2 separate regions of the Homo sapiens genome follow, and region 2 is linked to region 1. A link is a contact called in ENCODE Hi-C or POLR2A ChIA-PET data. All regions are on one chromosome and are shown on one strand. The core of a region is the stretch at or near the end of the contact, and the rest is flanking DNA. Distances in the headings are between cores, read along the strand shown.

The links. A loop is a pair of places that touch in the nucleus more often than their neighbours do. ChIA-PET counts read pairs that join two places held with the same protein, here RNA polymerase II (POLR2A). Pooled maps may share reads with other maps.
Region 2: a map of PC-3 shows a loop between it and region 1 (2.7-fold over the local background). The contact joins the enhancer-like site here to the promoter of WWC2-AS1 in region 1. A Hi-C loop is called at or near these places in 6 of 168 maps with a recorded cell type or tissue (Calu3, PC-3, PC-9 and 3 more) and 2 of 50 pooled maps. POLR2A ChIA-PET finds 5 or more read pairs at or near these places in 2 of 52 experiments (CD8-positive, alpha-beta memory T cell and activated naive CD4-positive, alpha-beta T cell).

The regions. Positions count from the first base shown.
Region 1 is chr4:183,237,387-183,244,002 of GRCh38, reverse strand. It overlaps WWC2-AS1 (WWC2 antisense RNA 1), which reads left to right and starts at 3,369. Exons shown (of 2, transcript NR_126473.1): 1 at 3,369-3,479. WWC2 (WW and C2 domain containing 2) reads right to left here. Exons shown (of 23, transcript NM_024949.6): 5 at 3,741-3,820.
Region 2 is chr4:183,168,602-183,175,217 of GRCh38, reverse strand. All of the region lies in intron 1 of WWC2 (WW and C2 domain containing 2), which reads right to left. Among named protein-coding and RNA genes, the nearest start is that of WWC2-AS1, 69 kb to the left of the region's middle. Within about 2 kb of position 3,392, at least 3 of the 41 ENCODE cell types and tissues checked have a DNase peak (open chromatin) inside an H3K27ac peak, as active enhancers do; they include PC-3, where a contact is called at or near this core.

The DNA of each region.
Region 1 (6,616 bases), core at 2,120-4,619:
CAATGCCATCTTAATCACTCTTCCAAACAAAGTCCACTCAAACAAGAGCGGTTTATAGATAATGTATTTCCCCAAGCACTGTTTTAGTAACTATCTTATGCTGCTGAACAAGCAATTAAAGACTTCAAGAACCTAAGAAAATAAAATAAACTTGATCATAAGATCATCTGATAATAAAGTACAACCAATCAAGTCACAGATTAAACACATGCACACACACACACACACACACACACACACACACACACACACACACACACACACAGTGTTTAGAATGGGGAGGGCCCCTAAAGATCCCCTAGTCACATTTCTTCCAAATGAAGAAGGCAAGGGAGAAACTTAATGCAAATTTATACCCCAAATTGCACAGACACTTAGCTAGTAGGGGAACTATCCTAAAATGACAGATTCAGAACTGGGGCTCTTATGACTACCACATTTAGAATATCTGATGGGACTAGTGAAGTACTTTGAATATCAGCTAATTCTACTTATTTGGGAAGAGATTTATCAATGGAATTTCTGACTCCCTGAAGTATTATATCCACCAACTTGGCTGAGGAAATGGCTTACTAAATAAAACAAATGATATTTCCAAATATAGCATTTTGGCATTTTCAAATGTAGCACTTTTTAACTAAAAATAAAAACTAAAATGTGGGGTTTCATAAAATAGGTAGTAATAGGGATATCTGAAATTGTGTCAAAGTGAATTTCTAAAACTCAAGTAATTTCTTCCTGTTTGTGTAAAGTCTTCAGAATTTAATGATAAAACAAATCTTTGATTCAGAAATGAACATAAACTTTATCATTTGAAAATAAAAGCAGGTAAGCTGTTTTCAGAAAAAAACCTTAACGTTTAAAAAATAAAAGCAGGACTGGTTCAAGACTGCTAATTTAAATTTCAGAGAGCTTTGAATACATGAAAATTTCTTGGCTATCCACTGCTCAACAGAATGCTAAATGTGAAGAACACAGCTCAGCTTTCACCATGGAACGTTTCTGCTCTTTTTCTTTTGCCTCCTTTGAACTTCTCTACTTTAAGTGCTGCCTTTTTCCTTTATTTCACTGTTTCTTGTTTTTCTCCTCCACTTTTCATTTCCCACCTTTTCTCTTTTGACCCTAACTTGTCATAAAATAAACCGAAGTATGAGCATCATTTGCTGACTTAAAGTATCATGCTTTTTGTTCTTAATATGAGAAAAGCTGTTTTTTTTCTTAAAATTTCTTTTGGAAGTTCTTGACTTGAGTGTGCCCTATAACTAATTTTCACTCAATATATTAGTCTCTTTTGAAAGATAAAATATGTTCACTTGCATTCCTTCTCTGGAAAGTGTATACCTTGAGAACCAAATTTTCACAGAATCTGTATATGCCTGTGACTTGCTGTTTCATCACTAGCCTGTTTTCCAATTCTGAATGCACACTGGAGGCAGCAAATGGAAACAGGCATCTTCCTGGTATCCATTTACACATATACTACACTGCTGCTTAGGCCGAAGTCAAATTTGGGACCACAAACTGAAATGAATAACGTAGAGAACAATGCCACATTTGTCTACCCAGTATAAAACTATTGTACCAAGTAAAATGAAAGCTCAAGTTTAAATTACATTATAATTCCAGATTCAACAAATATATTCCATTCTATTGTAAATAAAAGTTACAAAGCCTACAATCAGATTCTATTTAAATCTTTTCCTGAAATATATTTTCTGTCATGCCACAAATATAAGTCCCTTTATAGTATCAAGAATGTGGTTTCTTAAAAAGTCTGGCTGCTGGGTTTGATTGTTGATCATTCAGTGTTTTAGTAGTATGGTGGTTAACATTTGAATAAGAACAGCTTTATTTTGTCTATAGTTAAGATAAACAGGAGAGGTCTCTGATGTTAGATATCATATCTTTCTGCTCTCGGTTCAAGGGATTAGAATCATTCCAAGAGAATGCCTGAATTTCTACAACAAATGTCTATTGTTTTCTTGTGGAATGTTATTGACAGATTCTTAAACATGCCTTAGATTCCTATAAAAATTGCTTGCAAGCAAACTGCTTTGAAACAATACAGCATTGTTACATCAATATAACAAAGACAGCAAGTTTGGCTAACCTTTAATCCCAAATGGTGACGCGAGTTATAATTTCATGTGCCTTAAAAATGTGGAACATATGGCTAAACACGTTACGGCACTCTTCAAACTCTGTTTTCTCTCCCCACCCCCACCACGAAGCCCTGCTTTATGCTGATAAACAATTACTAAATAATGCATTTATGTCATTCTAGTTCTGCCTGGTTTATCGGGGAGCTCTGCAACCAGCTGAGGTTCTTACAACAGGGCTGGACTTGAGAAGCACTTGGGATCTCATAAAATATACCTGGCATAGAGACTAGAAACATTATTTTTCTAAGCACTCTCCAGATTATTCTAATATGCAGTCAGGTTTGAGAACCACTAGGATGGGAGCATCTGAAGGAGTATCAGGGTCATGATTCTATGCGGTAAGCAGGAAAAAAGGAGTCTGGATGATAACAGCACGTGTGAAATTAAAGTCATGCGTCTGACTGGTGGTCAAGAGCAGTGCCTGCGTATCCCAAGATATGACTAATCACCCAAACAAGAACAACCAGTTTGTTTATCTGGCCAGTGACACACAGGATCTTTAAAGGGGCTTGCTGCTTGGAGCATCCCAAATAAGAGCAGAAGGTAAAGTAAGATTCCACAGGGAAAAGGAACACAGCTGGGTACTTTCCACAGAGGTGGCGCCTGAGACCAGCTTGGCATTCCTGAGGTGCTACCACGGGAGATGCCGGGAAGAACACGAAACCTGCCTGAACACAAAACTGACCAGGGACATCCCTAAAAATACTGCACCGCACTTGGAGGCACCAAGCAGGAGGGAAGTTTTAACTCCTCTCCGTGGTCATGTGGCTGTGAAAACCATGGACTGCTTCTCTCCCATGAGAGGCCCTGTGGAGTGGAGACTGCAGGATTAGAAAGTCTCAGGTGTGCCTGTCACGGTTTGGATAGGCTGGGCCTCAGCAGCAGGGAGAACAGTGGCTTTCAGGGGCCGGGAATGCGGAAGGGATATCCTCATCCTGTGACCCTCTGTCACCTCCATTTCCACTTTACCTGGCCCAGCTTAGGGCTCTGCTAACGGCCCAGCCAACTTCAGTAGCAAACGGGAAAGGTAGAGGAACCAGGAAGTGAGGAGCGCACTCCCGCTCCTTTGCTAATAATCCTAACTTGCTCTTGCTCCCCTGCCATCTGTCAGGGTTAGACTCTAGGTCATCCCTGGGGCTGGCAGAGAGAGAGAGAGAGACAGACACGCCTCCACCCAAGGGCCCAGGGCAGCTGCAGGCTCACACAGGGGTCAAGTACAGCCAGCCCAGCCGAATGTGGAGAGGAATTTCTTGTGCCTAGTCTCTTAGCTCTGTACCACAATCTCAGAGGAGGCCAGCAAGGGTCCAGGAGATAAAGGTAAGACAAAGGCTTTTCACTTTGGTTTCTTTGGATCTCCAATGATTAATAAAAACTTTGGATCTTTTCAAGTGCATAGATCTTTCCCAAGTTTTTTTATCTGTTGGTTGATTGCTTTATTTTCTTTTGGTGTAGAGCTCTGAACTTTTTTACTTTACGTTTCTTTAAGAAATCGCTTATGTAATCTGTACTTCTATTTTCTTTGTATTCATACTAGTTAGGGAGCTTATTCTAAAGTTGATTCAGTCTTTTCATACTCACTGCTGCAATGTTTCAAAGCCTTGTTCTTTATAGAGCAGTTCCTGCTTCATCTGTGAGAGCTCTCTCTTTAGCTTTTTAACCTTTAAAGAGAAATCAACATAAACATTAATGTTTGCAGATAATTAGCAACACAGTCTACAGTTTTAAAAGATAATAAATTAGTAAACAAACACATAAACAAAGCCATGAGTTAAAGTAACATTTACTTTATCAGTTTCTCCTTCACATAAATTCTGTGGAAGGCATATTAATGATGTTTAAAACTATCAGTGATGTGTATTATTACTACTATTTACCTTCATTACCTTACTTAGCAACATTCTTATGAGCTGGACATCATCATTGTCTCCAACCAAAATGGGCAGAATAAGAACTCCAAGTCATGGCATCTCTATAAAAGTGTGTGTTTTTCCTTCATTCACTGTGCCAAGGGCCACTGCCCACCCCTCCGTTCCTCAGATGTCCTGGCAGTTCCTTCTGCCTGGAAAGCTCTCCCCAGATCTCCCGCAGTTGACTCCCTGTCCCTCCAATGCTAGCTGAAATGTTATCTTTTCAAATAGGACTTCTCTAGCCCCCCTGCCCCTGCCACGGCTCTGTTTTATTTAGACCAGAGTATTTTTCAGGAGCTGAAATTCTCCGTGTACACTGTCTGTCCTCCGTGGGAAAGTAAGCTGCAACCCACCAGCTGTATCCCAAGCATCTACAACCATGCCAAGCAAACAGCAGATGATCAATAAATATTTGTTGTCAAACTGATAAAATATATTTTTCCTGTTGTCAAATATATACTTTGGTAATAACAATTCTAAAATTGGACAGATCAGAAAAGCAGCACACGCCTGGTTTAGTCACAAACTAATAAAGGTCTTCTCACAAGGGTTAGAAACTTACTTCCATATATTAAGTTAGAGCCTTAAGTTTTTTTCTGTTGTTTGTTTGTTTTTTTTTTGAGACAGAGTCTTGCTCTGTCGACCAGGCTGGAGTGCGGTGGTGCAATCTCGGCTCACTGCAACTCCGCCTCCCGGGTTCAAGCGATTCTCATGCCTCAGCATCCAGAGTAGCTGGGATTACAGGCGCCCGCCACCACGCCTGGCTAGTTTTTGTGTTTTTAGTAGAGATGGGGTTTGACCATGTTGCCCAGGCTGGTCTCGAACTCCAGGGCTCAAGCGATCCACCCGCTTCGGCCTCCCAAAGTGCTGGGATTACAGGCGTGAGCCACCATGCCCAGCCAGAGCCTTAAGTTTTAAACACATTCTGTTGCGCAATATTTTAGAGTGCTTTTGAACTTTTATGTTGATTTATTTTACTCATTCCACAAATAGGTATTGACTCTCTACTATGTGTCTGGTGCTAGGCCTGAGTGTGAACAAAACAGACATGATCCCTGCCCTCAGGGATCTTACAGACCATGGAGCAGCCAGATATTGAGCAAATAATCAGCCAACAAAAGAAATCTTAGTAATTACCAAAGGTGCTCTAAGTTCAGGATACCTAGATATGCCAAGAGAACAGATCCTAATTTAGTCTGAGGGCTTGGGTGGAGCCTGTCTGAGGAAACAGTGTTTCAATTGAGAGGGTTAGTGGGGCTCACTTGGTAGAAGGGGTCCTCAACAGGAAGAGCTTGTGCAAAACCCTAAAGGGACAGCGGGGTGAGGGGGTATTCAGCAAACCTCTGGAATTTAAAGAATGCCACTGTGGCTGGATTACAGAGGGTGGGGGTGTCAAAAGATGGAACTGGAAAAGGACTGATACACAGATGCCACGTTGAGAATTTCTAAATCTTACTCTAAGAACAACGAGAATCAAGGAGATTAAAGCAAGACCTGCTTTATGATTTTAAATAGTCACTGTGACAACGCTGTGGGGACTGAGCAGAAGTGCCACGAGGGTCCATTATGCCAGCACTGTGGGCTGGCATGTGGGCAAGAGCCAGAGGAGGAAGATACTTCAGAGGCAGAATCAACAGGACTTGGTGATGGACTCAACGTGGAGGGTGTGGGAAAGCATGTGACCAAGATCACATCAGGATTTTGGCTTGCCAGCAGGGTGGACGAAGGTGCTTTCCTGGAGAACAGGACCAAATGTGGAAGAAAAGAGGAAGAGTTTTCTTTAAGACATTCATTTCCGTGATGCCCAGGAGACTTCAATGGCAACTAGAATATGTGGACTTGATGTTCAGAAGTGTCTGGACTAGAGATAGATAATTGAGAGTCACTGGCATAAAGATATTATTTTAGGTGCACGAGAATAAACAAGATTACCTAAAGTGGGTGTGTATTGAAAAGAGAAGAGTGTTCGAGAGCAAGCGTTGGGCATATTCATTATTCACATGTCTACTAGAGACAGAGACAAAATACACTGTGAAGTAGTGGCAAGAGATGTAAGAGGAAAAAAAAAGGGCATCCTCGAATACAAGAGAAAAATGTCAAGAGGGAGACCAGGCACTATGAGGAACAACGTGACAAAGACAAGAGCGGTGTAATACTCATGTTTGCATAGCTTTAGGCACAGTGCTTTGGACAAAGCAGATATTCAATAACATATCCGTTGAGTTTAACCTGAATGTTTATCAGTTTGTGCTTAGGTACTCGTATTTTATTAGGGAAAAGAAATACAAATAATTATGTTTCAAGGCCCAGTTTATAAATACAAAGAGAGGTATAAAGAGTGCTACTGGAACTCAAAGGAGGAAAGGATTACTTATGGCTTGGGGATGAGGGTGGAACTCCTGGAGAAGGCTACCTGAACAGGATTTTAAAGGTGGTGTAATATGAATTAAGAGCAATGAGCTCATTCGCAGTATATCACAAAAACATTTCAGTTTTAATATTAAACTATTATCATATCAAAAGAGCCACAGCAATCAGTAGCTCATT
Region 2 (6,616 bases), core at 2,143-4,642, 69 kb after region 1:
ATGTCAGATGATGTTAGACATGCTAGATGTTAAATGATGTTATGGAACTATTTTTTTAATTTTCCATAGGTATGATAATTATAGTCCTGTAAGAGAATATTTTTGTTCCTGGGAAATGTATGCTGAACTATTTAGGAGAGAAGGGTCATAATAGCTGTCTGTACCTTACCTTCAAATGTTACAGCAAGAGAGAAAATATAGACATAAATATATTTACCTTACATATACCATATATACTGGGAAATGTATGCTGAACTATTTAGGAGTGACGGGTCATAATATCTGTACCTTACCTTCAAATGTTACAGCAAAAGAGAAAATATAGACATAGATATATTTATCTTACATATACCATATATACTTGTAGAATATTACAGAGAGAGAGAGAGCGCAAAAGAGAGAGAGACAGAGAGAGAGAGAAAGGAGAAGGAGAAGGAGGAGAGGAGGAAAAGGAGATGATAAAATTGGCAAAAAGTTAATTGTCAGATCTAAGAGCAGGATATATACAATGGTGTCCATTCTACTGTTTTCATTTTTTCTTATGTTTGAAAATTTTCAAAATAAAAAGTTGGGAGGATAAAATTCATTATTAAAGAACTTCCAGTAAACACTACACAGATTTAATATATGTGCTTACCTACATTCCCTCTAGAAAATAGCAGAAAGGGGATTTTTTAAAAGGCATAAACACAAAAGGACAATGGGAAGGTCAGCGGATGAGAACAACAAAATTTGGGACGGTGGGAAGCAAACTGCAGCGTGGTAAGTGATTCAGGAGACATGAGAAACAGAAAGCCTAGGTTAGCAATAGAGAAAGCCCAGAAGCAGATCCATTCATACTGCAAAAGCCTGAAACGGCTCAGGAATTCCAGCACCACAGACTTCAGACGGAGGGTGTGACCATGGAGGACTTGCCAGAAGTCTGTTAAGAAGCAGTCAGACCCCCTGCCTGCCTTTGCCCAACCTGGGCAGAAACAGAAGGTTTATTCTCTAGAAAGACTTAATCAGATGGGCCGTGGACTTCCAGGTGGCTCGGACTGCTGAAAGGAGTACCTTATTAAAAACAGGGAACATTACAGAGTGTGCACACACTGAACAGCAAGCATCCCAAGCCCCATTTCCATTACTCAGTTTGCAGAACCCAGGAGTTGGGCTTACATTTGTCAGGCCGAAGAATTGGAGGGTTTTTCCTGGGAAAACTGACCAGACCAAGAGAAAAGATCTACTGACATTAACATCTGGGAGTGCCTTAACAGAAATGCTAAGCCAGATCACTGCCATATGACTACCCCACCCACTAGTAGAGAGCTTCCAAACAGCTTTTTGTGCCTCATTCTTAAATATGACTGAGAGCTGTCTCAGTAGGACAGGCTAGATAACGCTGCAATAAAAAACAATACCAAAGTCTCAGTGGTTAAAAACAACAAACATTTACTTCCCATTCAAGCCAAGTCCAAAGTGGCTCTGGATGAATCCCCGGGCAGCTGGCCCCCCGCAGTGTGGAGCATTCCACACTGCATCTTGGGTGCCTGTGGCATCTCCAATCTCAACACAAGCATCGATCATCCAGGTAGGGGAGACGTGCACATCACTTCTGCTTGCAATCCACTGGTCAAAACAAGTCAGATGGAGGCAGGGAAGTTAATCCTGTCTCCTGTGTCTGGAAGGAGTGAAGAGCCAGAATGGTTGGTATTACTTATCTCAAACGCAAAAGCTAAGAATACTAGTCCCCTAAAATGAAAGCAGAAACCAAAACAACACTGAAAAAATAAAACTGAAGAATTCATTTCTTCAGAGATATTGAAGAAAACTTCAATTAGCATATTCAGAGAGATAGAACAGGTTACTATCAAAAGAAAAATATGTGGCCAGGCACGGTGGCTCACACGTGCAATCCCAACACTTTGGGAGGCCAAGGCAGGAAGATCTCTTAAGCCTGAGAGTTTGAGACCAGCCTGGGCAACATAACAAGACCCCACCTCTACAAAAACAAAGAAATTAAAAAATTAGCCAGGCATGGCAGCACATGCTTGTGGTCCCAGCTACTCAGGAGGATGAGGTGGGAGGATCACTTGAACCTAGGAGGTCAAGGCTGCAGTGAGCTGTGATTATACCACTGCACTCCAGCCTGGGTGACAGAGCACCCTGTGGGGTGAGGAGAGGAGGGGAGGAGAGGGGAGAGAAGGGGAGGGGAGGTAAATAAATACGTACATAAATATTTGGAGAAAAGAATTTAAAAATTCCTGGAAATGAACAATATGATGGCAGAAACCATCTATTGACAAATTAAAAGATCAAGTTTAAAAAATTTCCCAAAGAGTAAGACAGAAGGGAAAAGATAAGGAAAGTGAACAACCAATCTAGGAGGTCTAATATCTGACTTGCATGAGTTCCAGAGAGAGAGAACAAAGTAAATACAAAGAGAAAAATATTATCAAAATACTAGTGCAAGAAAATTTCCCTAAACTGAATCTGAATGACACTGGTTTCTTGATTATATATGACCCACCTAGCACAATGGTTACAAAAGGCCTACATCAATGCCCAACATTGTGAAATTTTAGAACATGAGGGCAAAAACAAAACCCAAAAACTTCAGAGAGGAATCAGGTCACAAAGAGGAAACAAACAAATAACAATAACAAAAAAAAAAAAAAAAAACAAGAAACATAAAAGCATCAGACCTCTCAAACACAACACTGGAATATACAAGTCAGTAAAGCAGTACCATCGAATTTTTACTCCAAATTACTTCCAACCTGGAATTATGTCCCTAGCTAAAATATTAATCACATATGAGAGCAGAATAATGGCATCTGTGGAGATGCAAAGCCTCAACAAATCTATGCTCCCTTTCCAACGCTACTCCACCAAAACAGAGAATAAACCAAGAAAACTGGAAGACATGATATCCAGCAAATGAGCACCCAACACAGGAAAATGACAAATGAAACCTACAAGATGACAGTAAATGGAGGCCATAGGATGACAGTGTGCAGCAGTTACAATGATTAACCAGGACAAACTTGAAATTAAGAACAGAAGGTGCAGGAGGTTCCAAACCAACAGAATACACAGTGTGTTGGAATGTACTGAAAGGAGATTTATAATTCTGGCCACAAATTGGTAATAGGAATATAGAGAAGTAAGCCAATGGAAAAAAGAGATGATTATTAACTACAGAGAAAACAAAAGGAAATGCAATCATAGTACACCAGATAGGTCATCCATGAATAATATTTACATAGTCATAAAAATGTACACACAGACTACTGATTTCTTTACAAGGTGATAGAAAACACCAAGAGGATGAGGGGAGGGAGGCACATGTGCATGAGGAAGGCACAGTAAGAAAGCTGAATCCTCAACCAGGGCGGGAAGTCAGTTCTCAAAATCCAAAGCTAAGAAGTCAAGATAGATAGATAAAGTTATTTAAAAACACAGCGGCAAATACCAAAAGAAACTTTTAAATATGTAAATGTGGTCGACTGTAGAGACAGTGAATCAAGTGTGGGGGAGAGTAGTGGGTCACAGGATGCCTGTCTTTGCTTTGGGAACCATTTGAGTGTTTGTTAATCATTTACAGATATAACTTTGATTAACGTAAAGTTTTAAAATCTCCCACTAAGTTTCCAATTTTAATTTTAAAAGTCAGAAAAGTTTCCCTACCATGTTTATTTACTGATTTCAAATTTACCTCTAAAGAAATCTCATAAAACTTTAGTTACATTTGCTCAGAGATTATGTAAAGTATATTTTTCAGTACTCCAAAATACATAATATAAAAATATGAAGATATTACCAATATACACTTTTAGTATAACTAAACTCTAGTGAATCTTAAATCAAATTTTAAAACATAAATATTATACCTTGTTCTTCCAGTTTTCATTTGGAAATCCCAGTCAATATATTGTTAAAAGACACCAAATAATATATATGAAAAGTATTCTATAAAGAGTTAAAGCACAACATAAATGTTTTCACTTTTATTTTTAACCCTTGACCCTGCTCTCAATGAGGCTAATTGGAAAGACTGAGTCTAATTGGAAAGATAAGGCACATGCAGAAATGTTTATAATCTAAGGCAGTTTGTGTTAAGAACCCTGTAAACAGTACAAAGAAGAAATGAAGGCCTTTGATTAGAAAAGCTTCCTTATGGTTGCATCTGAAATAATGGATGTCACTGTAAGCTCTCATCAGTTACATTCTCTCTTCATTTTACAAAGTGGAAAACCAAATTGATTTGAAGAAATTACTTTTTCTAAATGTCATAATAGGAGACTGAGGCAGGAGGATCACTTGAAGCTCAGAGTTCAAGACCAGTCTAGGAAATATAGCGAGACTCTCTATTAAAAAAAAAAAAAAAAATTAATTAGCTAGTGTAGTCCCAGCTACTCAGGAGGCTGAGGCAAAAGGATCACTTGAGGAGTTCAAGGTTATAGTAAGCTATGACCATGCTACTGCACTCCAGTCTGGCTGGCAGAGCGAGACCCTGTCACTTTAAAAAAATATAAATAAATAAATCACAACATGATGACTATTTATTTCTCTTCCCTGTTATTTCTACCGTGCTCTCAATAAATAGTATGAAAATCAACAGAAATGCAAAATCATGTCACAAAAGTGCATCTCAGCATCCCAGGCTCCCCAGGTTTCACCTTCAGGACTTTTACCTCTCCCTGTGCCAACCCTTTGCAATACATGTTCCCAAGCCTGCTCTCCTCGAAAGTGCTTTCCTCTTTACCCCACCCACCGTCCACGTACCCCACAGGCATCCTAATGACTGACTCCAGAACTTGAGAGCTGGAAAGTTTGTCCAAGGAAGCCCCTGAAACTGTTGTCAGGTGTCTGAAGAGCATGTTTGTGCAAGGCTATGGAATGTTTTAGTTTATACACTTCGAGCCTCAGTGAGGCTGAACTGGTTAGCTGGTCCCCCATTGTGACTCTAGGTGTCTGCCTCCTGAATCTGTTTTAAGACAGATAATGGATCAAGCATGACCCGCTATTTTCTACAGTGGAAATCATTCTCTGGCCAACGGCACAATAACTGTTAATCTAATGTTCGTGTCTTTTTAAGTTAATAAGCATCTGGAATACTAATCCTCTCAGCATTATTTCTGCTATAGCTTTCTGTTCACTTTTTCCAACAAACCAACTATCCTTCAAGTAACTTGAAAACCTACTTTCCAAATAAAAGCATCCTTTGAATGATACTGTTCTTTTGAAGCTCAAATTAGTATCCATGAGAAAGTAGTGATTTACAGCAGCTTCTCTACTTAGGTAAAAGTCTACCTAATTGCTTATATTAAAGCTAGCTAGAAATCGGGTTTTCAAAAGTGTTCCTGCAATGAAAACATAATTTTACATGAATATTTACTTGATAATATAATTATTAGAAATTTAGTGATTCACTGGTTTGAGGGGAACTTGTAGCACTTTAATGCTTCTTTATGCACAGTCTTAAATCTCCAAAATTACTTGCTTCCTTTAACATATATACTATATTATATAAACAAATTAGGCTTATATGCATAAATATATTCACCCTATTATTTAGGTATCCCATGGTCATTCCAAAATCATATTTTTTACAGGGTCTCTCTGATGGCCACCCAAAAAACATAATGATTAAGAAAAACATGGCCAGGTGCAGTGGCTCACACACGTAATCCCAGCACTGTAGGAGGCTGTGGCAGGAGAATCACTTGAGGCCAGGAGTTCAAGAATAGTTTGGCAACATGGTGAGACTCCACTTCTATGAAAAAATAAAAAAAAAATTATTTTAAAAGCTTTGAGTCCGTGTTACAGCTCTTTTAGAATTCATCTAGCAGGTTTTCCAGTCTTCGATAAATGTGTAAAAAACACATGAAGCGTACTTGTCAGTCAGTCCTTCCTCAACTCTTAACAGCTTTATAGCAACACGTAAAATTTCAAGGAGCATCAATAATGATTAAGCAAAATTAAAAGTTTCATGTGCCAATGATTTGTAAGTTTATACCTAACTGATCAATTCTGTTGATTTTACAACTTCTGAATGTTTTTTAAATATGCACATATAAATTTTAGAGGCTGGGCGTGGTGGTTCACGCCTGCAATCCTGGCACTTTGGGAGGCCAAGGCGGGCAGATCATCTGCGGTCAGGAGTTCAAGACCAGCCTGACCAACATGGAGAAACCCCATCTCTACTAAAAACAGAAAATTAGCCGGGCGTGGTGGTGCACGCCTGTAATACCAGCTACTCGGGAGGCTGAGCCAGAAGAACCACTTGACCCCGGGAGGCAGAGGTTGTGGCGAGCCGAGATCGTGCCATTGCACTCCAGCCTGGGCAACAAGAGTGAAACTCTGTCTCAAAAAAAAAAAATTATAATACTATATGCCATAAAATGACATTTCATATTTAAAGAGTTTTTTAAAACTCTTGTATTCACATGCCATAATTTGAAACCCTATTTCACTGAATGAGAATGGTATCTGTTGTCCTCATTTTTTCATTTTTATCCTTAACAATTTCCACCACAGCCAGTGCATATAATGGCAATGACACCCAGGGACGGAATGATAAGTTCCATCACAGCTCAGTCAAGACGCAGACATTGATGTGGCCCCAACAACA